Regions from separate parts of the Homo sapiens genome. Here region 1 is linked to region 2. A link is a loop called in an ENCODE intact Hi-C map of the cell type or tissue named here. Cell type or tissue: K562. All regions are shown on one strand. Each heading gives the region's core, and the rest is flanking DNA. Links, peaks and the distances in the headings are about the cores only.

Region 1 (15,329 bases), core at 5,017-10,016, 360 kb before region 2:
CTAAGTGTGTATTGCCCTGGTGGCTTGATTCTAACCAACAGAATATGGTCAAAGTAATTGGATGCTACTTCTGTGATGAAACTACACAAGATGTGAGTTTTGTCTTGCTAGAAGTTTCTGTCCCTTGCTGCTTTGATGAAGCAAGTTTCCATGTTGTGAGCCACCATGTTAGAAAGTGCCATGTGCCAAGGAACTGAAGGTGGCCTCCAGCCAACAGGAAACTGAAGCCCTTGGGCCAAGAAACCTGAAGGAACTGAATCCTTCCAACAGCCATGTAAGTGAAGTTGCAAAGCAGACCTTTCCCCAGCTGAGTCTTCAGAGGTGACCCCCACCCTGACTGACTCCTCAGTTATAGCCTCTTGAGAACCCATAAGCAGAGTATTTAGCTAAGCTTTGCCCAAACTCCTGGCTCCCAGCAACTGTCAAATAATAAATATTTGTCATTTAAGGCTGCTAAGTTTGTGGTAATTTGTTAAGTAGTGTATTAGTCTGTGCTCATGCTGCTGATAAAGACATAGCAGAGACTGGATAATTTATAAAGGAAAGAGGTTGAAGGGACGTGTTGGACTCACAGTTCCAACATGGCTAGGGAGGCCTCACAATCATGGCAGAAGGCAAAGGAGGAGCAAAGTCACGTCTTACCTGGCAGCAGGCAAGAGAACATGTGCAGGGGAACTCCCTTTATAAAACCATCAGATATTGTGAAACTCACTACCACAAGAACAGTATGGGGGAACCACCCCTATGATTCAATTATCTCCACCTGGCCCTGCTCTTGACACGTGGGGATTATTACAATTCAAGTGAGATTTGGGTACAGACACAGCCAAACCATGTCAAGTAGCAATAGATCATCAATACAGTAGCTATGCCACCTTGGATGAGAGAATTAACCTCTCTGAGCCCAAGTTTTTTCTATGTAAAATGTGGATGCCAATACTTACTTCTCAGCGTGGCTGTAAAGATTCAATAAAACAAATGCTTAACATTGGAGCTGGCACCTTGTCAGCTTACTTTAAATTTACTTTTATTTTATTGATAATATTCTGTACTCATGATGCACACCAAACTCAGGAAATAATTAATGTGATATACAGGAATTTTAAATATATAAATCAGTTTTTTTAGAAATCACATACCAGGAAATTCAATGTTACAGTTGTCACAAAAGGAGGCACAGTTTCAGTTTTGTAAACAAAAAATAAAATTCTAAGGCCCATGTGAATGGACCCCCTCCTCTTAGCCAAGGACATTCCAAAGTTAACCTAACTAGTTCAGACCATGGTTGGGGGAGAGTCGGACATGCCTCCTTATACTCTCCCTGCTTTTGAAATTCAGGAAAAGCCAACCAGCATTAACATCAACACAGACCTTAAAGTTGATAAGAAACATTTACAGGCCAGGCACGGTGGCTCATGCCTGTAATCCCAACATTTTGGGAGGCCAGGGCAGGCAGATCACTTGAGGCCAGGAGGAGTTCAAGACCAGCCTGGGCAACATGGTGAAAACCCATCTCTACTAAAAATAGAAAAATTAGCTGGCCATGGTAGTGGATGCCTGTAATCCCAGCTACTCAGGAGTCTGAGGCAGAAAATCGCTTGATCCCAGGAGGCAGAGGTTGCAGTGAGCCAAGATCACATCACTGCACTCCAGCCTGGGCGACAGACAGAGCAAGACTCTGTCTCAAAAAAAAAAAAAAAAGAAAAGAAAAGAAAAAAAAAAAACCATTTACAATCTATTATCTCCAAAGCCTGCTACCTGGAGGCTTCTTCTGCATGATAATACTTTGGTCTCTACAACCCATTATCATAGCCGAGATATTCCTTTATATTGATTCCAGGTCTTTAGATAATAACTTAACTCTTTTAGTCAATTGCCCATCAGAAAATCTTTTTTTTTTTTTCATAATTTCATTTTCTTTTTTTCTTTCTTTTTCTTTTTTTTTTTTTTTGAGATGGAGTCTCACACTATTGCCTGGGCTGGAGTGCAATGGTGTGATCTCAGCTCACTACAACCTCCGCCTCCCGGGTTCAAGCGATTCGCCTGCCTCAGCCTCCCGAGTAGCTGGGATTACAGGTACCCGCCACCATGCCAGGCTAATTTTTTGTATTTTTAGTAGACACGGGGTTTCACCATGTTGACAAGCTGGTCTTGAACTCCTGACTTCGTGATCCATCCGCCTCAGCCTCCCAAAGTGCTGGGATTATAGGAGCCACCACGCCCAGCCCAGACAATCTTTAAATCAACCTATAACCTGGAAGCCCCCGTCTCGAGTTGTCCTGCCTTTCCAGCTCGAACCAATGTACATCTCACATGTATTGATTGACTGATGTCTAGTTAAAAGGTATAGAAGCGAGCTGTATCCTAACCACCTTGGGCACATGTCATCAGGAAATTCTAAGGCTGTGTCACAGGCATGTCTTTAACCTTGACAAAATAAACTTTCTAAATTGATTGAGACCTGTCTGGCACATCTGTTTGGGCTCACAGTTTCTACTGCCTGATTCTTGTGCAATGCAAGTTGAGGGGGGCACCTGAGTATCTGCATGCCAGAGGAAAGATCACCCCAAAGAGAGGCAACGGGAAACAAAGATCCACAGAAAGAGGAGTGCATACATACTTCATAAGAGTAAACCAGTTTAGGGCTGGGCACAGTGGCTCAAGCCTGTAATCCCAGCACTTTGGGAGGCCAAGGCAGGCGGATCATCTGAGGCCAGGAGTTCGAGACCAGCCTGGCCAACATGGTGAAACCCTGTCTCTACTAAAAATACAAATTTAGCTGGGTATGGTGACTCACGCCTGTAGTCCCTGCTACTTGGGAGGCTGAGGCAGGAGAATTGCTTGAACCTGGGAGGTAGAGGTTGCAGTGAGCCAACATTGCACCACTGCACTCCAGCCTGGGTGACAGAGTAAGACTCCATCTTAAAAAAAAAAAAAAAAAAAAAAGAGTAAACTGGTTTACCCATAACTTATAGTTTAGTTTGCCAAGTGTGAGGGATATTGGGGAGCCCCTTACACTATTGATGGGAAAGAGAACATGGTGACAAAACCCATCAACAATTTATGTGTATGTGCTATTTAGCCCAATAATCCCATTTCTAGGAACTTATCCTAAAGAAATTCTCCAAAAAAGAGCACCAATATATTTAAGCTGTTTATTGCAATAGTCCTCATAGATAGTAGGTTGAACCATATGAAATGACTGGTATTTGGCCATTTTTGACCAATGAACACAGCAATTTCATAGAGTTCTACCTAAAAGAACAGCATTTGAAACAACTTCAGAATCCACGTGCAACTGTAAAACTGTGGACTATTTTATACATACACATATATGGCATATCAACATTTACATACACACACATATATATTGGTATATATGACATCAGCGTATTAAGTAAAGAAAACAGCTGACAAAATAACATTCCTAGGCCATGCAAAACAATGACTTTGGGAGGTCAAGGCCAGTGGATCACTTGAGTCACAGGAGGTGGATCACTTGAGTCCAGTAGTTCAAGACCAGCCTGGGTAACATGGTGAAACCCTGTACCCCGTCTCTTAAAAAAAAAAAAAAAATTAGCCAGGCATTGTGATGCATACCTGTAGTCCCAGCTACTCAGGAGGCTGAAATGGGAGGAACACTTGAGCCTGGGAGGTGAAGATTGCAGTGAGCCATAATCACACCATTGCACTCCAGCCTGCGTGACAGAGCAAGAACTTGTGTCAAAAAAAAAAAAATTTAGCGAGGCATGGTGGTGTGTGCCTGTAGTCCCAACTACTCAGGAGACTGAGGTGAGAGGATCACTCGGGCCTGGGACATCAAAGCTGCAGGGAGCCGTGACTGCGCCACTGCACTCCAGCCTGGGTGACAGAACAAAACCATGTCAACAACAACAAAAAAGAAAATAAAAGAAACTCATTTGTCCTTTATTGCTTTAGTATTTCATGAAGACCATAATTTTATCAGGCAATAAAACTTCCGTGGAGGTTTAAAGAAGTTCCTTCAATTTCACACATTACCCTTTGCATTAACTGTAACGTCAGAACACTCAGATGGCCAAGAAAACATGAACAGTCCACCAGCAAAAAAGGGTTGGATAAGGAGAAAAAAAAAATTGGAAAGAATTCGATATACAATATTTCAAAAATATAAGCATCTAAGTGCCAATGATAGAAAAACATCAGAATTTTATTGGGCTTTCTCATCCTGATTTTGGTATTATTTCCATTACGAAGAAAGGGGCACTACGATTGCAGTTCTTGGGACTCTAAAAGCCTTGAGCCAGTGTTAGCTTCATGTAATTTTTAACATGGACTTGACCCAGGACATACTGTTTCCAAAGAACAGCTTCTTCTCATAAGGCAGGGACAAAACAGGAAAGCAAATCTCCTTGCTCTCTTGTTTTTGAATGTCTTTTGCTCTAATAATCTGTGTCAAGAACTGCATGGCTGAATGTCATACTGTGTTGTGCTTGCGGCTGTTGTGCACATTGTGATAGAGATGTTTACAACTGGATGGTGGGTTGTCACAGCACAGCACTGGGGACAGTGGCCAGCACTGCTCAGGAACACAGCTGAGGGCCGGGCGCAGTGGCTCTTGCCTGTAATCTCAACACTTTGGGAGGCCAAGGCAGGTGGATCACCTGAGGTCAGGAGTTTGACATCAGCCTGGCCAACATGGTGAAACCCTGTCTCTTCTAAAAATACAAAAATTAGCCAGACGTGGTGGTGAGTGCCTGTAATCCCAGCTAATCGGGAGGCGGGTCTTTCCCATGCTGTTCTCATGATAGTGAATAAGTTTCACCAGATCTGATGGTTTTAAAAATGGGAGTTTCCCTGCACAAGCTACCTCATTCTTCTCTTGTCTGCCGCCATGTGAGACATGGCTTTCACCTTCTGCAATAATTGCAAGGCCTCCCCAGCCATGTGGAACTGTAAAAACATTAAACCTCTTTCTTTTGTAAATTGCCCAGTTTCAGGTATGTCTTTATCAGCAGCATGAAAATGGACTAATACAGCCTCCTTGAGACTTCTCTTGTTTCCATTACCTAGCACGATTCCATCTAAACTCTTCTTTTCTGTGTCCTTTCATCCTTCTCATGTTCTTAACCTTAACCATCCTTAGCCATAGGTGAATATTCTCTGTCCTCAGTTCTCTGTTCTTCTTTTTTTTTCTTTTTTTTTTTTTTTTTACACTTACACCCATGATGTAGCTCAAGGGTTATATGGTTTGGCTCTGTGTCCTCACCCAAATCTCCCATCGAATTGTGATTTCCAGTGTTGGAGGAGGGACCTTGTGGGAGGTGATTGGATCATGGGGGCGGATTTCTCACTTGCTATTCTTGTGATAGTGAGTTCTCATGAGATCTGTTTATTCAAAAGTGTGTAGCACTTTCCCCTTCACCCTCTCGCTCTTCTGCTCTGCCACGGGAAGACGTGCCGGCTTCCCCTTTGCCTTCCGCCATGACTGTAAGTTCCCTGAGGCCTCCCCAACCATTCCTCCTGCACAGGCTGCAGAACTATGAGTCAATTAAACCACTTTTCTTCATAAAATTATCCAATCTCAGGTAGCTCTTTATAGTAGTGTGAAAATGGACTCATACAAAGATCTTACTATCATCTCTACTCATGTAATTTCCAAATCTGCACCACTAGCTCTGATTTCTCACTGGACTTGTATTTCCAGTGGATATAGAGGTGAACTATAGACACACTGAGCTGAAAGGAACTTTAGAGAGTGTTTAATCCAGAGACCTCAAACTGAATGGCTCAGGGGGCCAGGAAGGTAACATAAATATAAAGCAGGCTGGGTGTAGGTGGCAAATGGCAACTGATACTGGACCTCACCATCAGGAATACAATAGGGCATGGTGGGGGCTGTGGAAAAACAGGGGACCACATGTCCTATCTACAGGGATCAGCTTCTGCCAGTTTCTGGAGGCACAAGTCTGAGCTTTTGTGTATCATCTCCCAATTGTCAAATGTTGCTAGAAAATTAAAATGTAAAACCCTGTGTAGAATAAACAAACCATATCTGCTACCCATTTGCTCTTCTGATCTAACGCAGTGCCTCCATTATTTATTTATTTTTATTTTTTGAGATAGAGTCTCACTCTGTCACCCAGGCTGGAGTGCAGTGGTGCAATCTCAGCTCACTGCAACCTCCACCTCCCAGGTTTAAGCGATTCTCATGCCTCAGTCTCCCGAATAGCTGGGACTAATGGCATGCGCCACCACACCCAGCTAATTTTTGTATTTTTAGTAGAAACGGGCTTTCACTATGTTGGGCAGTTTGGTCTCAAACTACTGACCTCAAGTGATCCACCCACCTTGACCTCCCAATGTGCTGGGATTACCAGTGTGAGCCATCATGCCCAGCCAGTGCCCTCTTTTTTTAAAGATCAAGTGGCTTGGGCTCAGAAGGGTTATGTGATGGGTTCATTGTTCACATTTGGCAGAGCCATAACCAGAATTCGGCTTTTCTCACTTCAAAATCCCTCAAAATCTGCTTGTTCAAAAATTAAATCATGGGCCAGATGCAGTGGCTCATGCCTGTGATCCCAGCACTTTGGGAAGCCAAGGTGGAAAGATCGCTTGAGCCCAGGAGTCTGAAATCACCCTGGGCAACATAACAAGACTTCGTATCTACGGAAAATAATTAGCAGGTGTGGTGGCACCCACCTTAGTCTCAGCTACTTGGGAGGCTGAGGTGGGAGAATTGCTTGAGCCCAGGTGTTCAAAGCTGCAGTGAGCTGACATTGTGCCACTGGACTCCAGCCTGGATGACAGAGCAATACCCTGTCTCAAAAAATGAAGAAAAGAAAGGAAAAAAAGAAAACTAAATATTTTTCATTATTTCTTTATTTTATTTTATTTTATTATTATTTTTTTGATACATAGTCTTGCTCTGTCACCCAGGCTAGAGTGCAGTGGAGTGACCTTGGCTCATTGCAACCTCCGCCTCCCAGGTTCAAGCAATTCTCCTGCCTCAGCCTCCTGAGTAGCTGGGATTATAGGCGCACACCACCACACCCGGCTAATTTTTGTATTTTTAGTAGAAATGGGGTTTCTCCATGTTGGCCAGACTGGTCTCAAACTCCTGACCTCAGGTGATCCACCTGCTTTGGCCTCCCAAAATGCTAGGACTACAGGCATAAGCCATGGCGCCCAGACTCTTTTTCTTTCTTTCTCTTCTTTTTTTTAAGATAAAATTGACTTTTCCCAGTATCCCATTTCTAAGAGCAGAATCATTTTTTCTCGATTTTCTCAGGCTAGAAACCCAAGCCTGTGATTTCTGTCTTGCTGTCTTTCTCATTGCATCCCTCCCTTCATTTCTTCTTCATTCCGACTTCCAGACCCTTACATTTAGCCACTTCAGGGCTCAGTTGCTCTCCTCATGCTCAGTTCCTTTCAACCACAACCATGGTTTGTCTGTCTTAAAACAGCTCCTCTACCTAGCTGATACGGTTTTGCTGTGTCCCCACCCAAATCTCATTTTGAATTGGAACAGTCCCCACGTGTCAAGGGCAGGGAGAGGTGGAGATAATTGAATCATAGAGGCGGTTTCCCCCATAGTGTTCTCGTGGTAGTGAATAAGTCTCATGAGATCTGATGGTTTTATAAATGGGAGTTCCCCCGCACACGCTCTCTTGCCCGCCACCACGTAAGATATCCCTTTGCTCTTCCTTTGCCTTCCACCATGATTGTGAGGCCTCCCCAGCCATGTGGAACTGTGAGTCCATTAAACCTCTTCCCTTTGTAAATTACCCAGTCTTGGGTATGTCTTTATTAGCCGCATGAAAATGGACTAATACACTAGTACTCAAGGTTCTCCACCATCTGGCCCCATTAACCACCCAGGGATGTATTCTCTTCCCTTCCCTCCTCGCACAGTCTGTTACCCACTCTCACCTCCAGGGGGCGCGCAAGACCCTCCTCCCTTTCCGCCAGTTGACTTTGTTGACCAAAGATCGCAATTGAGCCACATTAAGGGGATGAAGGCAGAGCACAAGATCAGAAGTAAATTCTGATTCCTCCCCCTCTTGAAAGCATCCTGGCCAGTTTCATCTATTTCATACAGGTTAAATAATGTATTTAACATTTAATATAAATTAACTTATTTTAATTAATATAAATTAATTTAATTAATAAATTAATTATTGATGTAAATTAATGTTTAATGCTGATAATAATAACAGTTACTTTTTTTATGAGACAGAGTCTCGCTCTGTTGCCCAGGTTGGAGTGCAGTGGCGCGATCTTAGCTCACTGCAGCCTCCCTCTCCAGGGTTCAAGCAATTCTCCTGCATCAGCCTCCCTAGCAGCAGCTGGGATTACAGGAACGCACCACCATGCCTGGCTAATTTTTGTATTTTTTGTTGAGACAGGGTTTCACCATGTTGGCCAGGCTGGTCTCAAACTCCTGACCTCAAGTGATCTGCCTGCCTCCACCTCCCAAAGTGCTGGGATTGCAGGCGTGAGCCACTGTGCCTGGCCCAGGTACCATTTTTGAGAGCTAACCACGTGCAGGTCAATGTGTGTTTTCCTGCAGTTTCTTATTTCATTTCCCCCAAAACTCTATGAAGTATTTCATTTTGAAGATGAAGACACTGTGGTTGAGAAAGACTAGGGGACTTATTCAAGGTTATATGGCCAGTGGTGGGGCTGAGATGCTACCCAGTTCTGTGGCCTCCAAGCTCTCAATCTACGTGTGATGCCTTCCCACAGCCCTGGTGGTGGGACCCACGTCTAACTTCTTTGCATCCTTCACGCTGCCTCAGATTTCTCATCCATCAAATGGCAACAATAACAATCTGTATTAGTTTCCCATGGCTGCCATTATACAGTACCACAAACTGGGTGACTTAAGATAGCAGAAATAGACTCACTCTCATATCTGGAGGCCAGGAGTCTGTGATCAAGGTATTGGTGGTGCCATACTTCCTCTAAAGGCTCCAGGGGAGAATCCTTCCTTGTCTTGCCTCTTCCTAGTTTCTGGTGTTTTGTTTTGTTTTGTTTTGTTTTGTTTTTGAGATGGGAGTTTCACTCTTGTTGCCCAGGCTGGATTGCAGTGGTGTAATCTCGGCTCATTGCAACCTCTGCCTCCCCGGTTCAAGCAATTCTCCTGCCTCAGCCTCTCAAGTAGCTGGGTCTACAGGCTTGTACCACCATGCCCAGCTAATTTTGTATTTTTAGTAGAGACAGGGCTTTTCCATGTTGGTCAGCCTGGTCTTGGACTCCTGACCTCAGGTGATCCACCCACCTCAGCCTCCCAAAGTGCTGCGATTAAAGGTGTGAGCCACGACGCCCAACCAGTTTTGTTTTTTTAATGGTCTTGCTCTGTTGTCTAGGCTAGAGTGCAGTGGTGTGATCTCAGCTCACTGCTACCTCTGCCTCCTAAGCTCAAGCAATTCTCCCGCCTCAGCCTCCTGAGTAGCTAGGACCACAAGTGCACACCATCACACTCAGGTAATTTTTAAAATTTTATTGCAGAGACAGGTTCTCGTTATGTTGCCCAGGCTGCAATTCTCCCACCACAGCTTCCCAAAGTGCTGGGATTACAGGCGTGAGCCGTCATGCTGGGCCCTAGATTCTGGTGTTTTCTGTTATCCTTGATATTCCTTGTCTTATAGATGCATCCTAGCCACACACTCTAATCTCTGTGGTTGTCTTCACATTGCTTTCTCTGTGTGTCCTCTTCTCTTCTTAAAAGACATCAGCCCAGGCACGGTGGCTCATGCCTGTAATCCCAGCACTTTGGGAGGCCTAGGCAAGAGGATCACTTGAGCCGAGGAGTTAAAGACCAGCTGGGCAACATGACATCCAATCAGAAACTCCCAGAGTGAAGTCTTAGGACGAATATGCTTGAAAAGCTCCCCAGGAAATTGTAATGTGCAGCCAGGATTAAGAACCACTAATTGAGACTAATATGCTCAGAGTCTGAAGAGAGAAAATCCAGAATCCTGATGTTGGAGTGCCTCTAGCTACAGACCTTATTTCTCCAGAATATTATATCCTCAATTAAAAAAAAAAAAAAAAAAAAAACAGGCTAGGCCAAGCCTGGTGGCTCACGTCTGTAATCCCAGCACTTTGGGAGGCCGAGGTGGGTGGATCACTTGAGGTCTGGAGTTTGAGACCAGCCTGGCCAAAATGGCAAAACCCCATCTCTACTAAAAATACAAAAAAAAAAAAAAGAAAGAAAATTAGCTAAGCATGGTGGCAGGTGCCTGTAATCCCAGCTACTCGGAAGGCTGAGGCAGGGAGAACTGCTTGAACCCAGGAGGTAGAGGTTGCAGCGAGCTGAGATTACACCATTGAGATTACACTCCAGCCTGAGTGACAGAGCAAGACTCCATCTCAAACAAACAAACAAAATCTAAAAAAAAACAAGCTAGTGCTTTGGGAAGATAAAAACCAGCAAGACTTGACAGATTCAGACATGTGTTCCTTTTCTTAGGAAACAAGAGAAGGAACACTCTATAATTTTTTTGTTGTTGTTTGTTTTTTTAAGATGGAATTTCACTCTTGTTGCCCAGGCTGGAGTGCAATGATGCAATCTCGGCTCACTGCAACCACTTCCTCCTGGGTTCAAGCAATTCTCCAGCCTCAGCCTCCTGAGTAGCTGAGATTACAAGCACCTGCCACCACGCCTGGCTAATTTTTGTATTTTTAGTAAGGAAGGAATTTCACCATGTTGGCCAGGCTGGTCTCCTGACCTCAAGTGATCTACCCACCTCAGCCTCCCAAAGTGCTGGGATTACAGGCATGAGCCACCGTGCCTGGCCAAAAATTTTTTTTAGAAGATATCAGTCATTGGATTTAGGGCCCACTCCAATCCAGTATGAGTATTAACTTGATTACATCTGCAAAGACCTGTCTTACAATTAAGATCAAATTCACAGGTTCTAGATGGACATGAATTTTCTGAAGACACTCTTCAATCATTCAATCCTATGCATAAAATTTCAAGACTGTGGTGAAGCTTAAATAGGACTCTGTATGAAAAGGTATGTATCCCAGTGCCCAGTGACTCAGCAGTGTATTGCATTTGTCTCCTCACACCAGCAGCAATAGGCTGTATTGTTCACTTGCCATTCACTTGACTCAGGTGCTTGGCTTATTTTATTTTATTCTTTTTTTTTTTTTTTTTTTTTTTGAGACAGAGTCTTACTCTATCACCCAGGCTGGAGTGCAGTGGCATGATCTCAGCTTACTGGAAGCTCCACCTCCCAGGTTCAAGTGAGTCTCCTGCTTTAGCCTCCCAAATACCTGGGATTACAGGTATGCGCCACCACGCCTGGCTAATTTTTTTTTTTTTTTTTTTTTTTTGTATTTTTAGTAGAGACAGGGCTTCAGCATATTGTCCAGGTTAATCTCGAACTCCTGACCTCAAGTGATCCACCCGCCTCGGCCTCCCAAAGTGCTGGGATTACAGGCATGAGCCACTGCGCCCAGCCAGTTGGCTTATTTTAGAGTGTGGACAAGCAGTTCTTCACCCTAGCTTCATATTAGGATCACCTGGGACATTGAAAGAGCAATGCTGAGGTCTCATCCAAAACTCATCCAATCAGAAATTCCCAGGGTGAAGTCTTGGAACGAATATGCTTCAAAAGCTCCCCAAGCGGTTCTAATGTGCAGCCCGGGTTGAGAACCACTAATTGAGACTAATATGTTCAGAGTCCCAAGAGAGAAAATCCAGAATCCTGTTGTTGGAGTGCCTCTGCGTACAGACCTTATAGTCCAGAATATTAAATGCTCAATAAAAAACCAAGCTAGTGCTTTGGGAAGATAAAAACCAGTAAGAGCTGACAGATTCAGACATGTGTTCCTTCTCTTAGGAAACAAAGCACAGTTATGATGTTAGCAAACACAGGATTTGGTTTCAATCAAACAGTGCCCAGCAGGGGGAAGATAGAGAAAGAAAATGAAACGCAGAAAGGGTTGCATGTATCAACAGTGTTTTCCGACAAAACTGGTGGCTTTCAATTTTGCCCTGGCCCCCAGTGACAAAAATGTCATCCTGAGAGGGCCAGAACAGACTACAGTTACTTTGCAAGAATATATGACAAACAGCAAGGCAAGAGGTGGGGGTTGAAGTATGTAAAATTCTGTTGTTGTTATTCATTGTAAACTCATCCAATACCAAGATTCATGGAGAAACTAAATGGAATTTGGAATCTGCCCTTGGGATTCTCAACATTAGTAAGTTTAACCGAGAAGCAAATTCCACTTTGATTAGGGTCTTTTTATTAAGGGCTTTGTATTCATTAAGGGCTTCCTATGTGTCAGGTCCTGTTCTGGACACTTGGTGTATTCTAATGGATACATAAGCCTTGGGGAGCTCATACCTCTGCAAAGAGCTTAAGTTGTACGGTCAATGCACAATTGAGTTCAGTGGAGTGGAGCTTTCAGGAATATTCTTATTCTTGTTGAAAAAGGGGGAAAAGTTCATTTCACAACCCAAGAGAACAATTGCAAAATATTTAAATGCTTCAGGAGGCTGGGTTCATTATTCAGATGAAAAAAAAATGAAGATTAGAAAGTTGGCCTGGCACGGTGGCTCATGCCTATAATCCCAGCACTTTGGGAGGCCGAGGCGGGTGGATTACCTGAGGTCAGGAATTTGAGAGCAGCCTGGCCAACATGATGAGACCCCGTCTTTACTAAGAATACAAAAAATTAGCCAGGCGTGGTGGTGGGTGCCTGTAATCCTGGCTACTTGGGATGCTGATGCAGGAGAATCGTTTGAACCTGGGAGGCGGAAGCTGCAGTGAGCCGAGATCGTGCCACTGCATCCAGCCTGGGCAACAAGTGCGAAACTCTGTCTTAAAAAAAAAAAAAAAAAAAAAAAAGGAGAAGAAGAAAAAAGTTAACAGTAAGCTCCACTATCATCCAGAAAGTAATTTACAAGGGAGTGTTAAGCAATATAGGGGAGGTAGAAAAGAAAGCCTAAATGGTAAGTTAAACTCAAGTTTCTGGATGAAAAATAGTTGGAACAATTAGTACTATCTGCTTCCAAGGCTGAGAACTGCATTTGAGAAGGTGAGCATACTTACGGCTGTTCTGTCCCACATGCCAGAGGTAGGCCATCGGACAGAAGAACCGAAGCAACAGGAAAGATTCACTGGCTACAGGTTATTCATGAATGTTCTGAATCAGCATTGTCCAATAGAAATTCTGCATCGATGGGAATGTTCCACATGTGTGCTGTCCAATATGGTAGATACTAGCCTACGGGTGCCAGATACAATATGAATGCTCAATTAAATTGGTATTTCAGATACACAAAATAATTTTTTTTTTTTGAGACAGAGCCTCACTCTGTCTCCCAGGCTGGAGGGCAGTAGCCTCATCACGACTCACTGCAGCCTTGACTTTCTGGGCTCAGATGATGCCCTCCCCTCAGCCTCCAGAGTAGCTGGAACTACAGGCATGTGCCACCATGCCCAGCTAATTTTTGTATTTTTTGTAGATATGGGGTCTTGCTATGTTGCCCAGGCTGGCCTCGAACTCCTGGGTTGACATGATCCTCTCCCTTGGCCTCCCAAAATGCTGGGATCCCAGATGTGAACCACCATGCCCAGCCCCCTTGTCACTTGGGAGGCTGAGGCAGGAGAATCACTTGAAAAAGCCCAGCGTGGTGGCTCACACCTGTAATCCCAACACTTTGGGAAGCCAAGTTGGGTGGATCACTTCAGGTCAGGAGTTCAAAACCAGCCTGACCAACATGGTGAAACCCCGTCTCTACTAAAAGTACAAAATTAGCCAGGCGTGGTGGGACATGCCTGTGATCTCAGCTACTTGGGAGGCTGAGGCAGGAGAATCCCTTGAACCTGGGAGCTGGGAGGCAGAGGTTGCAGTGAGCCGAGATTGCGCCATTGCACTCCAGCCTGGGCAACAGAGGGAGATTCCATCTAAAACAAAAAAAAAAAAAAGGAAGGAAGGAAGAAAGCGGCAGAGGAAGCAGTCAGATATGCATTTATCTCATATGAGCAGAGGGATGACTGAGTTATATCTGTCCTTTGTCCACAAGGAATTTCCTTGTGGGCAAATTGTGAGGGAGGTATGTAATGTTTTTATTTTTGTAGCTATCTTATTTAGGAATAAAATGGGAGGCAGTTTTGCCTGATGCTGTTCCCAGCCTGACTTTTCCCTTTGCCTTAGTGATTTTGGGGTCCCAAGACTGTATATACAGTCACATGCTGCATGGTATTTTGGTCAACAACCTAACACATATATTCACATATGATGGTAGTCCCATAATATTATAACACTGTGTTTTTACTTTACCTTTTCTATGTTTTGATGTGTTTAGATACACAAATACTTATCATTATGTTACACCTGCCTACAGTATTCAGCACAGAAGCATGGTGTGCAGGTGCATAGCCTAGGAGCCATAGGCTATACCACACCACCTAGGTGCATAGTAGGCAAGATCATCTAAGTCTGTGTAAGCACACTCTATGATATTCACACAATGATGAAATTGCCTAATGACATGTTTCTCAGAACTTATTCCTGCCGTTAAGTGATGCATGACTGTGTATAGATTGTCTAGAGAGAGAGATTGGCAAGTGCAAAATCTGCAAGGTGGTCCAGACGGCTGGGACCAGGAAGAGCTGATGCTGTGGTTCATGTCCAAAGAGGTCTGCTGGGTGAATTTTCTCTTGCTTAGAGAAGGTCAGTGTTTTGTTCATCCAGACCTTCAACTGACTGGATGCAGCCCACCCACATTATGGAGGGCAATCTGTTGCACTCCAAGTCCAAATGTAACTGTAGTAATGTAATATGTAAACACCCCTAGGCCAGGTGCGGTGGCTCACGCCTGTAATCCCAGCGCTTTGGGAGGCCAAGGTGGGCGTATCACTTGAGGTCAGGAATTCGAGACAAGCCTGGCCAACATGTTGAAACCCCATCTCTACTAAAAATACAAAAATTAGCCAGGTGTGGTGGCAGGCACCTGTAATCCCAGCTACTTGGGAGGCTGAGGCAGAAGAATCACTTGAACCTGGAGGGCGGAGGTTGCAGTGAGCTGAGATCGTGACATTGCACGCCAGCCTGGGCAACAGAGCGAGACTCCATCTCAAAAAAAAAAAAAAAAAAACCCAAAAAAACATTTCCATGGTGAGGCAGGAGAAGAGGGCCTGGAGGCAGGGAATCTAAGGACTTCCTAGAACTAAATCAAATGGAAACACTTCAGCTATAACAGGAAATATCCTCTTCATTTACATAGGGCATACACCATACAGCTAGTAAATGACTCTGTAACTTTACTTCATCTTCTTCATTTACATAGGGTGTATGCCAAGTAAGTAACTTTGTAACTT
Region 2 (15,329 bases), core at 3,373-8,372:
CATTTAAATATTTAACAAAAGTCGGCTATTATTAGCAAAAGCAATGTGCCTGTTCTAAAGAAGTTCACACATTTGGCTGGGTACGGTGGCTCACGCCTGTAATACCAGCACTTTGGAAGGCTGAGGTCAGGCGTTCGAGACCAGCCTGGCCAACATGGCGAAATTCTCTCTACTAAAAGTACAAAAATTAGCCGGGCATGGTGGCATGCACCCTGAGTAGTCCCAGCTACTCAGGAGGTTGAGGCTGGAGAATTGCTTGAACCCGGGAGGCGGAGGTTGCATTGAGCTGAGATCGCACCACTGCACTCCAGCCTAGGCAACAGAGCTAGACTCTGTCTCAAAAAAAAAAAAAAAAAAGAGTTCACACATTTGTGAGGCAGCCAGCCAGCCAAAAAGTTATAGTCCAGTGGAATAAGTGTTATGGCATAGGGATGCACAGGAGGCCAGAAGGAGAGGTGACATGGAATGCAGTTTCCTGGAGGAGGTGATGGCTGAGCAAAGCCTTGAAGGATGAAGAGGAGCTGGCCAGGGGGAGGAGGAGGTAACAAGAGGGAAGACCAAGCTAAAAATATAGAAGGAGTTTTCTACTTTGGTTACACTAAGACCTTTCCAAATAAAATGTTCTTGACAATAGGAAATCAGTGAGAATATAATGGACTTAAAAATAATCTTGGCATTTGAACAAGCAAGGCACTCAACTCTGAAAATACTAAAGAAATCACTATGCCCAGCAGACAGTTTTAGGGTTTCCCCCTCTGAAGGAAAGTTTCAGCCGCACTAGGCCTGTTCGGCTGCGTCTGGCTGCGAGCCGTGGTTGGGTGATGAAGTCTCATTCGGCAAAACAGCTCTTGTGAGAAGGAATGGGCTGGGGAGGTCGTGATTCAGCCAGGACGGCCACTAGCATGTCACCTTCTGATGTGATCCTGAATGGCCCTCTCCCTCCTGCCACAGCTAACTATGCTTTACAGAATCAGGAGCTTCTCTGGCTGCATGGAAGCTGAGCCATGCTTCTGTTCGGTATATTTCCAACCACACTGGGAGCCAGGCACTTCTCTTCTGGAGAGGAACTCTGTGAGCTAGGCCGATGGTGTCGCTGGTCCTTCTATCTTCTTAGTCACAGACTCTTTGATTACCAGGAAGAAAGGCCAGTTCACTATGGCTTTGGGGAAATGGGGTATTACTGGACGGGTACAAGGGTATCTCAAAAAAAGCAAGAGCTGGAAAGACTGCTGGGCCTCCTGAGGGGCAGGACCAGTGACCAGAAAGCCACCCAAGTCCAAGGTTAGCTGCGAGGCCATGCTGCTCTGCTCCTCTGCACACCCAAGGGATCCTGCTTCCTCCCTGCAAGTTTGCTTTCTCCACCTCCCGAGCTCAGGGTCTAGATATGACACTCCCTCCACCCAGCCCCACGTGCATGCAGACTGACCCAGGCTCTGAGGCATAATCCCGCATGGTCCAGGAGGAAGCCTCCGTGCGAACAGTGGTTGTCTTTCTCTGCCTGCCATCCACTTCCTCTTCTTCAGTTCTCCTTTAGGGACCCACTCTCCACCCAGCCTGTCTCTGGGCTCCCTATGGGTCCCGCTCCAGCTCTGACCCTAGAGTAGGCATGAGATCAAGGCTGGGAAAATCAAAGTCCTGCATGCACCACCGTGAGGGTGTTCCACCCCATCCAGGCCCATCAGGAGCCTGTATGACAGGGAGAGAGCTGAGGGGTTTCATAGCCACATTTCTTGGCCTGTGAGGATCTAAGCTCAGAGCTGCTGGTGAGCCCCACAGGAGAGGAACCTACTAGAGAACACAGTACAGAGACGCAGAACCTAAGGGGGAAAAGGCGGGTAGGAGGATAGGGGAGGAGGGGAAGTGGAGAGGGGGAGGAGGGGGGAGTGAAATGGGAGGAGGAGGGGAGAGTGAAACGGTGGGAGGAGGGGGGAGTGGACCGGGGAGGAGGAGGTGGGGGAAGAAGACAGCAGGAGGGGGCGGAGGAGGAGGAAGGGAGAAAGGGAGGAGGAAGGAGAATAGCTGAGACCCTAGATCAAGCTACAACAGAATGTTTTACTTATATAAGGCAAAAAATTGTTTTGTTTTAGCCAGCTCAAGGTAAGATTTTGCCACTTGTAGTGAAAAGACCTGAGACCAACAGAGAATCTGATTGGGCCAGTATCTGGGTAGTTTTCTCCTGTGTGAGTGCTCACTCTGGGCCAATGAGCTGTGGCCAGAGCCTGCCTCTGCGCATGTGTGCGGCGTGTGCAGGAAGAGAAGGGGAGTGGATTGCGACACACTCCAAAGGCTACCTCCTCCTTGGTGCTCACAGCATTGCCCTTTCTGGGTTTAACTGGCCTTCTAACTCATCTACACAATTCAAAGCTCCTTCCTGTATCCTTCGCCGTGACTGGGAATTGTTGGCTGGGACAACCTTGCAGCCAACACCAAGAGTATAAATACTTCCTTTCTCCCTCTAGAAACAGGACCAGTGATAGCTGTCTAACAACAAAATGTACATAATAAATACAAAACCCTCAAATAACTACTGATCTTTAATCAAAGAGCTGCAACTTCTCAGGCAGCCACAGAAGCAAGACCACTCAGTGTCTGCATAGGGCTCGCGTTTGATGCTTCTTCCTCCTCTGCAACCAGGCAAGGTTTCCGTCTGGTTTCTCCAGAAGACTTCTGCCTCCCTGTCCCAGTGTTATGGAGACCTGTCCCCCGCCGAAATGCATTTAAGAGGTTTTAAATAATGCCAAGCAGATGGTGGTCAGCTCGGGGCAGATATGCTACAAAATGCCAACTAAGGTCCCTCTGGGCTCACAGATGGAACGTGGCTGCCACTTCCCAATGGGCCTGAGGTTTCTCCACGTGCAGTGCAGAGCCCAAGGTGAAGCTGTTAAGGCTCTCCATCCATCTACAGATGCACAGTCTTTTTTGCACAGCTGCAAGACTGTGCTTATGGTCTTTAATCTTCCTCTTTGAAAAGCATCCAATTTAGGAATTTTTGCAGTAATCATTTCAGAGTAATGAAAAACAAACAGAACAATAGAACATTTCAGATGTGATAGGCACACTCTCTGCACCTCTCTCTAATGTATGTTTAAAGAGATGTATTAGTCATCACGAGGAACCCTCTTTTGTCTCCCCACGCAATCAAATTGCACCCGTATGCAGACCACAAACATCGTAATACAGTTAATTTACCCAATGTACTCATTTCTCTCTCATAACAATGCCCGTAAGATAGCATTCAATTTTGTTTTAAAATTTCCTCACATACAAGATGGGGCTGGGATGAACATTTTTCCATCTTGCAGGCTTGCAAAGCACCACGGCAGAGGCTAACGTGTGCCATTTTGCCTGGTCCAAGTCTTTTTATGATGGGTAAATGAGGTGTGAACAGGGCCTTGCCCAAAGACCCAGAGTGAGTGGTGGAGACGTGATTTGAACCTTTGTCTTTTCCCCCACCTAATCTGTGTTCTTCCTCCAGACCACCCTGTCCTGAAGCAGTAGAGAAAGAGCTCAGGCTCTAGACAAGGCATTGAGGTATAGTGTGGGCCATTCTTGAGACCTGCCGTATCTCTGCAAAACACAGACAGATGCCTCCCAATCACTAAGAGTGGGGAGGCCCCACTCCAGAGAACAGAGGTTAAAGTGCAGGCTGTGGGAACTGCTGCCTCAATTAACCCCCGACTCCACCACCTGCCAGCTGGACAACCCTGGCCAACCTACCTTACCTTTCTGAGCATCAGTTTTAGCATCTATAGAGCGGGGATAGTATTAGCACCCACCTAAGAGGGTTGTGACATAACACATGCATAAAGCATGACCGGTGTTTATTGTACTGTTATTAGCAATTCTGGAAAGGGGTTGAACTCTCCTTAAATGCTACATGAACACACAATGTGACTTGACCTGCCCTGAATGTATTGCTACTTAGTAAGGAGAAGAAAAGGGTAAAGGGGTCTGGTCTGACATCACAGCTTACTGCCCACTAGAAGAGGGTGGCATTATGGCAAAGGAAGCCTCGAGTATCACAATCAACTCTGTCAATGCAACTCAAACACTGCTTTGGTCCTGAGATGCACAGTGTTCTCTCTGGAGGCCATCGGCAGACAAGATGCTAATGCCCCGGGCCTTCTGGGAGTTCAGAGGGTGCTCCTGAGCAGCTCCCATCAACCTAGGTACGTCTCTGTGAAGGCCAGCAGCTCAGAACCTTTCCACCTTTGGAAAAGCTCACAATCCCAATGCATCCTCTCCCTGAAAGGAGGCAATTTCACACATCCCCCCAGGCACACATGCACATACTCCACCAGATACATATACATACACATGCTACCGGGTGCACACACTATCAAGTACTCACACACGTATCCCTTCAGGCACACATGCACACACCCCATCAGATGCTCATCCATGCACACACTACCAGGTGCACACACTACCAAGTACTCACACACTGCCCCACCAGGTATACATCACTTTCGCCAGATGCACATACACACACACACACACACACACACGTGCACACATGCCACCCAGTATACACCCTTACCCCACCCCAAAACTATCCTCTACCATCATTCTCTCTCTGCTTCTTCACAGCATTTGGTATAATGAGCAATTATCTTGCCTAGTTTTTTCCAGTATCGTGCTGTATTTATTGATGCCATAGGTTGACACTGTCTGTTTACAAGATGAATCATTTGAAATGGCAGGCAATCGCAGCTGCTGACCTCAATCTGTGGTACATATCAAGACTTTATTTATTGATGGCTTGCTGTCCTCTCTCCACTGAACGTAAGCTCTGCACATTTTAAGATTTTATTCTTTTAATTGACAAATACTAATTATACATATTCTTGGGAGTACATGACCAGAGTCTTATTCACTATGCCCTAGTACCCAGACCAGTGCCTGGAAATAATGGATATTCAATACTATGAATGAATGAATGAACAAACAAATGAACAGATGAATAAATGAACATCACCTGAACATTTACTTGCAATTGTACCTTTACAAGTCTTCATCTTTACTATGCAATGAATTCCTTGAGGGCAAGAACCAAGATGGAAACCCCTAGGAGCCCTCAGTTCCTGGAGATGCCCAACGGGTGCTAGATGGGTGGGTAGGTAGATGGATGGATAAATGGAAGGAAGAGAAGGAAACAAGAAGGCAAGCAGGAAAGAAGGAAGGAGGGAGGGCTTACCCTCCATACCGGGCCACCTACATCTCATCTATCCTTGCTTATAAGCATCTGGCAGTGAGCAAAGGATGGACGCTTCTGACAGTCAAGACCAAGGTCTGCATATGCAAGTCTCTGTGTGTGGCACTGTGACACCTCCTCCAGCCTTCTGCACAAATAAAGACTTTGCAAAGCCTACTGGATGAAGTTACCGACACTCATAGCAGCGAAAACTGGGAAGTCAGAAAAGTCTCACCTAAGACAGAGGAAGAAACAGGTAGGTCCCGGGATCCACAACTCAGGGAGGGAAGAGACAAGGAACACTGGCTAATGTGGGGAGAAAGAGGACTTCCTTGGCCAGGGCTCTGGGAGCCAGAGTGGCAGCAGGTGGCCACCGCCACCTAGAGGTCAGTTACAGCCACGGCGGGTGCTGGCCAAGCCGGTATGCAGGGCTTGCCTGGTGTGTGGCTGACCAGGAATGCTGGAGGTTCTCAAAAAAAAAGTCCTTGATGGGGTAGACCCAGGGTCTGGAAGTCCCAGCCAAAAGGGCCACGAGGTGTGGGGGCTTTAGAAACCCCAGGCGTAGACCAAGCTCTAACTTGCCACCCAAATCAGACTCGGTGGGGTTCTACCAAGGAGAAGGGCGTCTTGGAGCTGGCTAACAGACTCAGGTCGTCTAGAAGGAGGAGGAAACCTTTGTCAGGAGGGACAAAACCAGCTATCTTGCCTCCTACTCCTTTTCCACACCACAGCCAGAGCAATGGTTCCCAAGTGTAAATTAAAGTCCTCCAACGGGCCAGGCGTGATGGCTCATGCCTGTAATCTCAGCACTTTGGGAGGCCGAGGCGGGTGGATCACTTGAGGTCAGGAGTTCGAGACCACTTTGGCCAAAATGGTGAAACCCCATCTCTGCTAAAAACACGAAATAATTAGCCAGGCATGGTGGTGCATGCCTATAGTCCCAGTTACTCGGGAGGCTGAGGCAGAAGTGCCTGAACCTGGGAGGCTGAGGCAGAAGTGCCTGAACCTGGGAGGCAGAGGTTGCAGTGAGCCGAGATCACGCCACTGCACTCCAGCCTGGGTGACAGGGTGAGACTCCATCTCAAAAAATAAAAATAAAAAATAAAAATAAATAAATAAATTCATTCCTCCAATGATGCGCCACTGCACTCAAGCTCAAGTCTAAATTCCCAGACGTGGCTTGCAGGGCCCTGCCTGATCTGTTCTTCCTCACCTCTCTCTTCGGGTTATTTTCGATGTTCGCTCTTCAACTGAGCAGCAAGCCACATTCGCCAGCAGCACCTGTGGCCCATGGAAACTCATAACTAGCTGTTGACTATAAGTCCCTAAACGCCATGTGCTATGTCACCTCTAGAGTTCTGGGCAGCAGTTCTCTCAGCCTCTACTCAAAGAGCTCTTTGCATCAGGTAGGAATCGCATTTGGTTCCAAAATAGCTGGGGTCTAATCACTTGGGGCTTCTTTTCTGATGGACAAGCAGTCTGCAGGGAGGCAGTCCAGAATTGGGATGGCTGCTCTCCTTAGTCATCAGGGACTGAGGCCGTCCATCTTTCTGCTCTGCGATCTTAGCTGCAGAGTTGCCATCCCCCAGGTTACCACATGGCCCAAGGCGGCTGCTGGAGTTCCACCTATCATATCTCAATTCTAGGCAACAAGAAGCAGAAAGGCAAGGCATGTACCACGCAGATGAGGTATAAGCAGCCTTTCTGGGAAGCCACAACCAATACATCTACCTATATCTTACTGGCCAGATCTTAGTTACATGGCCATATGTAGCTGCAAGGGAAGCTGAGAAATTTACTATTTTCTATGTGGGCATAATGCCCAGGGCTCTGTTACTAAGAGATAAGGAAAAAAACAACAACAAAAAAAACCCATGGCTATTTTCAGCAAGCAACTAGCAGTGTCTGCCACACTCCTATACATCCAATTACCACATCTTGATGGAAGGCCAGGGGACAAAAAAAATTCCAAAGATACCTTCCCTGCCATCTAAATGCCTACAGTCTTATTGAGGACTCAAACAAATACAGCTGAAAAGATAAATGACAATATCAAGCAGAATTAAATGAACCACAAGTCCCACTGCAGTCTTTGAAGGGTAACTTTTATGCAAAAAGCAAGAAAAGGAACAATTACTGAGGGCCAGCGAGGTGGCTCATGCCTCTAATCCCAGCAATTTGGGAGGCTGAGGCACAAGGACTGCTTGAGACCAGGAGTTCAAGACCAGCCTGGGCAACACAGTGAGACCCCATTTCTTAAAAAAAAAAAAAATTACTGAGCCCTTACTCCAGCTGGACTCCATGACAGCCACTTTGTTTGTTTTTACTTCTCTTCGTTTTCACAACAACCCTGCAAAGTAGGCATTAGGCATCTGCATTTTGTTTAAGAGGAAATAAATTGGGGTTATATGATGTGCCCAGGGTCACACCGCCAGTAAGGATTTCCAGCAAGGATGGCAAACCTGCCAAGTCTAGAGCTACCTGCCTACTCTAGTGTACAGTGGTGGTTGCCTGGGGAAGATGGTGGTCATGTGGGGGATGATTCTGAGAATGCATCTGAGTTCGATGAGAAAGTCTGTGATTGATTGGCCACGTCTGCCATGGACAGGTGAATAGGGCCAGGTGGCATGAGAGCCATATATGTAACATTCCTGTTTCAGAGGCTTACAGCAGTTGGTTCGTCTGTGGAAATGCCACACTGGCACTCTGCTGTCTATACGCCTGGGAGAATGAAGGGTGGGAGGGGAGGCACATGCTGCCACCAAGTGAGACAGCCCCAGGTCTTACTGCTGGGGATCCTTTTTGCATCTAGGGCCCCGTGCCTTGAGAAAGTGGGTGCCTAGCAACTAGCCAAGACGAAGTCCACCTCCAAGCTCTAAATTATTCCTCTTACTAACAAACGGCCTCAGAAATAACAAAAGAAATGACAGCTGCAGTCAGAACAAGGAGCAATTTTATTTTAAAACCCAACTTGAACAGGATAGATAGACCTGTGATCTCATGTCGGAGCAGAGGTGACAGTTCCTGTCCCACAGCACCATGCCTGCCGACACCTTCACCACCCGGCTCCTCTCCTCACACCCATGGGCCCATGTGACCTCACATTTGGAGGGGTCTGGCAGTCACAGATGCAAGCTACCTCTTCCCGACACCAGTCCCCAGGGCTGGTGACCCTCCCTCACATCCACTGAAGAAGGAGAGAAAATGATTGGAGCAACTTCCAGACTCAGCTCAGATGCCCTCCCCATCCACAAAGCCATCCTTCACCCCCTCACCCCATCCTGCCTCCAGGCTGTATGAGGCAACTCTCCTCTGAACTCCTCTGGTCTCTACGGAGCGGTGTACTCAGCGGTGGGCATCTGCCTCTGATCTCTGACTTTCTGCATTTAGCACAGTCCCTGGCACAGAGCACTTACCATTTGACGGCTACCCGCTATTGAGAACACAGTCTTGTATGGGAGCTGTCCTGTGCATTGTGAGACATTCCACTGCATCCCTAGCCTGCACCCATGAGATGCCAGTAGCAGCCACCCCAGTTGTGACAATAAAAAATGCTTTCAGGCATTGCCAAATGTCCCCGTAGGGACAAAACAAAACCACCCCTGGCCAAGAATCACTGAAGGGCATTATCTCAGAGTTGCCCAGGGCCACTCAGCTAGAACTTGCACTGAGCTCCCTACAGCTGTTCTACCTCATTTAAGCCTCATGATAATCCCTCAGGGTGGGTCCAGCACCCTATCCCACAGATGACAGGTCTGAGCTTCAGTGGGGCTCAATAACTGTCCAAAGCTAAACAGCTGAGCATGGGCCCTTTCTAGAGCTGAATCCAGAAGAACCATATGGCTCAAGCTGCTTATCCAGGCCAAAGACATCACTCCCTTATTTTAAGAAAGAGAGAACTGGAGGTATCCGGTAAGGCCAGTTTGGTTAGAAACCATCTGTTTGTTTATTTATTTTTAGATGAAGTCTTGCTCTGTCACCCAGGCTAGAATGCAGTGGCGCGATCTGGGCTCACTGCAACTTCTGCCTTCCAGGTTCAAGCGATTCTGCTGCCTCAGCCTCCCTAGTAGCTGGGACTACAGGTGTGCATCACCATGCCCGGCTAATTTTTTGTATTTTTAGTAGAGATGGGGATTTCACCCCATTAGCCAGGATGGTCTTGATCTCCTGACCTCATGGTCCACCCGCCTCAGCCTCCCAAAGTGCTGGGATTACAGGCGTGAGCCACCGCACCCGGCCCCATCCGTTTCTTGAATGCAACCAGTGCATGGCAGCCTTTCCTATTTCTGTTAATGCTAAAAGGCTGCTGCATGGAATCTCTTTGGTTGGTAAATAGAACAGAGCAGGTCACAGGTCATCCCACACATTGGGCAGCCACCGGATCATTAAATGGTTGGGGACAAGAGGAGGCTCCTACTCGGCAATCAGCCTCTAATACTCCCAGCTCCATGGATTGCTTTCTCTCCCCTACCAAGAATACTGCCATCCAAGGAGACGAAACATAAACTTGGTGGAGCTGGTGGGGAAGAAGCTAATTTTCTATTACAGAGCATCTCCATTTCGCACAGAGCCCTGAAATTGTGTTTATGAACCTAATGTGTACTTTAGAGGAATGTGGTTGGCAGTAATGAGCTCATAACTCTCAGGAGTTTGGAGGCCAGCGAGTAGCAGATTGTTGAATCAATAAAAATAGCAGTAAGTACCTCTGCGGCTCTTCTGTTCAAGGACAAAAGTGGCTACTTTGGGGGCAGGAGACGTACTTTCTCCCTTGCTTGTAGAAGGTGCATATTCTGTGCAGAGCCATGGTCAGAAGCCTTGTTATTCCCTAGTACTGGGTCCCTGACTCAACTGCTTGGTGGAGCTCATCTCGGTTTGCTTACTGGGCAAGCAGGGGGATGCTGTATCAAGTCCAGGCACTTCTACCTCCTCATGTGTTCTGGGTTTTCTCCACTCCTGCCCTTGGTCCTTCATCAGCTGTACTTGCCAGGACCTCCAAATGGTCCCTGATCGACCCTAGGTTCCCCAGTGCCACCACAATGATTGGCCTAAAGCTCCAATCATACCATGTCACTCCTCCACTTAAATTCTCTGGGTCAATGCCCAAGCTCTTCAGCAAGCAGACAAAGCCCATCTGACTAGCTCATCCTTTGGGCCACCTGGTTCATATTGCACCCTCTTTGGTAACCGTGGCCTGACCACTCTCCGGGAAGCCTCCGTCTTCCCTTCTCTCACACCGTGTGTGCTGGACAGAGCCTATGATTCGGGCCTCAGCCAATCAGAGCACCTCATTCCCTTGGCCACAGCAAGCGGTTCAGGAATGGGCACATCATTGCCTATGATTGGGTGCAGCTTTTCCAATTAATGGGATAGAGAGCTGTACCCTTTTCTCACTGACTTGAAGTCAAGTTGATCCCATTTGCAGCTTCCACAGTTGACTCCTGCCCATGAGAAGAAAGGCTGTTTGAGAATGTGCCCAAACAAAAGCTAGAACAGCCCCACCACTCAAGAGCCCTCTCTTCCCTGCACCCTGCCCCTCTCAACACACAACTGAGTGTCTCCATATATCATGGGAATTGTATTAGTCTGTTCTCACTGCTAATAAGGACATACTGAGACTGGGTAATTTATAAAGAAAAACAGGTTTAATGGACTCACAGTTCTACATGGCTGGGGAGGCCTCAGAATCATGGCAGAAGACAAAGGAAGAGCAAAGCCACCTCTTACATGGTGGCAGGCAAGAGAGAACAAGAATAAGCAAAAGGGGTTTTCCCTTATAAAACCATCAGCTCTCCTGAGAATTACTCACCATCATAACAACAGTATGGGGGAACCGCCCCCCATGATTCAGTTGTCTCCCACCGGGTCCCTCCCACAACACGTGGGGAATTATGGAAGCTACAACTCAAGATGAGATATGGGTGGGGACACAGCCAAATCATATCAGAAATCATGTAAAAACATTGTCAAATGTACAGCTGTTGTCTGCCCCTGTCACCACCATCTGTGACCAAAGACAGGGATTTCAGCAATGGGATTTAGGAAAGTTCACTGGAGTTGCAAGGAAGAGAAGGGATAGTGGTCAGCAGGAAACCCACAGGCTCTGAAGTGAGACAGGCCTGGATGCAACCTGCGTAACCTCAGACAAATAGCTTCTGAAGTGATTGTGACTTCTAAATGCAGAAAACAGAGCAGGGAGATGCACAGCTGGAGCACGGGAGGTGCTGCATTTGAGCCCCTGATCAACCCGTGCCTGCAGCCAGGTTACCCCAAGACTACTGACTTACAGAGAGTAACAAATTCCCTTTTTCTGTAAGCCAGTTTGGTTTGGGTTTTCTGTCACTTGTGAGTTAAGATGCCAAATACAAACATCATTACCTGCTTTGCACTGCATAATCCACCTAAACCAGCTCACTCCAAGCTCACACATATGCCATGATCCCTGTCCTTGCCGTGCCTATTCTCAAGCCTGTTCCCTCTGCTTGTCCCCACCGTGCCTTCTTTGCCTGGCTAAGTTCTACTTATCTTGGAGGGCTTGCCTCCAGCATCTTCACCCTGCAACATCCTTCCCTGGTCTCTTCTCCTCTCCTCAATTCTACCCAACTTCTGTGTTCCTCCAATGCCCTAGACCAAGGTCTATCACTATTCCTCCTCCCTATCCCCTGCTGCTGTGCCTGCCTTCCCTAACCACCCCAACTAGACTGAGCACCACCTGAGGGTAAGGAGCTATGTCTCATCTCTCTATCCCCAGTTTTGGGCACCATATCCAGCAGAAATTAGGTTGCGTAGTACATGTACGTTGAAACTAAACTGAGTCTTCTTCCTCAATGCAAACCTGCCCTGCAGCCAGCAACTCTTCCCCTAGCTTGGAGAGATAATCACTGGGAGTCAACCTGGTACCTATGGGTAGAGCCTAGTGAATGCGAAAACCAAAGCAAATCACTACCGTCCAAAAGGCAAAGAAAGATGCTTAGTTAGAAGAAAATGGGTAGAGCTGGATGCAAGGCAGTTTGATGCACCTGATCAGGACAGCTTGTTGTCTTGGAGAAAGACTGACAGACATGACTATGAGCCAGACACTTCAGGGAAAGTCTCAGTTCTGTCTCTGAGCACTGGGCAGCCACTCCCATAATTAGCAGGGTGGAATGCGATAAAGTCAGGCTTTTCCAGCCAACAATGAGGGCAAGAGGATTTTCTGGAAAAAAAAGAAGTCATCTGCTCTTTTCTCATCAACTTCTCAGAACCTTTAGTATGCCACCAGATGTTGGGCTGTACATAAGCAGGAGGTGTCACCATGAAAAATAACTGCAGTCAAACAGGATCACTGACTTGGTGGCCTAAAAAAAAAAAAAGAGTTCCCAATTGCCTTGAACAATTTAATAATCTGCACTTTATGAAAAACATGTTCACCAGCAATTGAAGATATGGCAATGTATCATGGGAATCAGGTAAAAACGCTGTCCAATACTCAGCTGGTGTCTGTCACCATCACCACCATCCTTGACCAAAGACAGGGATCTGAGGAAGGGGATTCAGGGAAGTTCACTGGGGTTGCAAGGAGGACATGGAAAGGTGGTCAGCTGGAAACTCACAGGCTTTGAAGTGAGACAGACCCGGACGCAAGCCTTGGTTTTGTCACTTACAAGCTATGTGTCCTTGGTCACCTTGCTTAACCCCTCTGAACTTCAATGCTCATCCATAAATGGGGAGATAATAACGTCATTTTTGCTGTTGCCCTGGTGGGGCCACTGCGAGACACAGGCCTCATACATCCACAATCAGCACAATCCCGGGAACGCCACCATCATCATCATTCCCAAGCCCCAATCCTAGGCCTTCCCGGTGCTAGATGTGAATGATCTCAGCTACCATCAGCTGATTTGGGGGAGGTTTTTATCCCATTGGATAAAAGCCCTTCCCTAGTGTCTTCCTGACAACCGTGCCAGCAATGGAGACACTCAGATGTGTGTTGAGAGGGGCAGGGTACAGGGAAGAGAGGGCTCTCTGAGTGGTGGGGCTGTTCCCGCTTTTGTGGGACACATGAAGCACTCTCGCCAAGTGACAAACACAATCTCAGGAGAGAGCTTTGAAAAATAACACACGAGCTGGCAATCTTATCTGTTAACCTGCATCTCAATTCCAGCCAGGGAATTTTCAAAAGGCTCCAATTAGTCCCCTCAGCCAACTGGTTTCCACCATTCGGGTCTCACAGCAAGGGAATATTGATTTTGCTGTAAGACCTAGGAGAACAGGCTGCTGGTTTACACTGTCTTCTTCCCATTTATGAAATCTCGGCTCTGTCCGGGTGGTTTCTCTGGACTTTTGTTATTACAGATTAAAAATGAGGTTTAGAAAGGTGAAAATTGATCCAGAAAGTACTGATTGAGAATCTTTGGGGGTATCCAGGATTAGGCTGGACACCAGGATAGTTTTTAGTTTTGATTTTTAGAATTCCGCTAACAACAAAAATCCATCATGTATACTTTTGTCCATCTGCAGAAAAAGGTAAGACAGAAAGGTGCCCAAAGCTCATGCTAAGCCGATGGGACTTCTTCAATTGCCTGGATGCTTTCAGAATCAAAGTTTGTATTTAAGAAATGGTGCTGGTCTGTAGCATTTATTTTACTTTTTTTTTTTTTTTTTTTTTTTTTTTTTTTTGAGACAGAGTCTCCCTCTGTCGCCAGGCTGGAGTGCAGTGGCACCATCTCGGCTCACTGCAACCTCCACCTCCCAACTTCAAGTGATTCTGCTGCCTCAGCCTCCCAAGTAGCTGGGACTACAGATGCGTGCCACCACACCCTGCTAATTTTTTTTATATTATAGTAGAGACGGGGTCTCACCATGTTGGTCAGGCTGGTCTTGAACCCCTGACCTCAAATGATCCGCCCACCTTGACCTCCCAAAGTTCTGGGATTACCATGTGAGTCACCACACCTGGCTCCTATTTTACATATGTCAATCCTGCCCTTAGAAAATAAAGAACATGAGGCAGCTCGTTGGGATCCAGTTAATAAAACAGGTGAATAACGGCCATTTCATATTGAGAGCTTAGTACATACTGGAGCCGATTCTAAGTGTTTCCTATAGGTTAAATCATTTAATCCTCATCCATGTTAAGTGTTGAGTATACCTAACAAGGCACAGAGGAAAGTCAACAGGAGCTCCACTGCCATGAAACTCTGCAAGGAATCCCCTCCACAGGGCCAACTCTTTCCAACTAAAACATCGATACTGGCTCCTATTCTGAGCAATGTTCTTGATAAGCTCCTCTGACTCCTCTCTATTCATTGAGCACACAGTGGGTCCCTCTTGGAGTGCTAGATCAATCCTGAATTACCCACTCAATTAGAGGCAGTTACTACATTAAATATCCCACCAGATGATAAAGAACAATTAATGACTCTGCTGAGCTTTTAAGATTCTAGGCAGAGACTCTGAAAGGAGTTTCCTTGTCTCAAAAACAAATGGGGCCAGGCACAGTGGCTCACGCCTGTAATCCCAGCACTTTGGGAGGCCAAGGCGGGTGGATCACTTGAGGTCAGGAGTTCGAGACCAGCCTGGCCAACATGGTGAAACCCCGTCTCTACTAAAAATACAAAAATTAGCCGGGCATGGTGGTGCACGACTCTAGTCCCAGCTACTCAGGAGGCAGAAGCTGAACAACTGCTTGAGCCCAAGAGGTGGAGGCTGCAGTGAGCCGAGATTGCACCGCTGCACTCCAGGCTGGGCAACACAGCAAGGCTCTGTCTCAAAAAAAAAAAAAAAAAAAAAAAAAAGAATGAGAAGCTACTGTTTCAACTGCACGTCCAGGAGCTGCATGGAAGCAGGTGTGCAGCGCGAAAGCGTGGACTCGGGAGCTCCACCTCTTGGGTTTGAATGCACTCCCTTTTCACACACATTTACTAGCTTAGTGTCCTTGGGGAAGTGGCTTAGCCTCTCAGGTGTTCGATTTCCTCATCTGTAGAATGGGGGCAGCAGCAGGAGTTTCTTCCTAGCGTTGTCCCGAGGCTTGAATTGGTTAATATCTGTAAAGCACTCAATCCAGGGCCTGGCATACAGTAGACGCCATGCTGAGTGTCAGCCATTTTTACTGGTGACACCTACTTGTGAGGTTGGAGAGGAAGCTGATGGGCTGCAG

Evidence for each region. Hi-C counts contacts between places; a loop is a spot of excess contacts. Peaks named below come from ENCODE experiments on the same cell type or tissue, not always from the same donor. Only the 100,000 strongest peaks of a DNase experiment are listed, where the experiment ranks them.
Region 1: it touches region 2 in a loop (5-fold over the local background); 75 of 110 quality-filtered maps call a loop at or near these places.

What each region holds. Positions count from the first base shown.
Region 1 is chr16:12,812,128-12,827,456 of GRCh38, reverse strand. No RefSeq gene overlaps it. Among named protein-coding and RNA genes, the nearest start is that of CPPED1, 16 kb to the right of the region's middle. RefSeq lists silencers at 7,843-7,922, 10,308-10,508. In K562, for the core only: a CTCF peak has its summit at 7,922 (motif pointing right); a DNase peak (open chromatin) is centred at 7,896.
Region 2 is chr16:12,445,686-12,461,014 of GRCh38, reverse strand. The region is part of intron 18 of SNX29 (sorting nexin 29); the gene reads right to left. Among named protein-coding and RNA genes, the nearest start is that of SNX29-AS2, 81 kb to the right of the region's middle. RefSeq lists an enhancer at 1,406-1,565. In K562, for the core only: a CTCF peak has its summit at 5,560 (motif pointing left); a DNase peak (open chromatin) is centred at 5,594; H3K27me3 peaks cover 2,393 bases.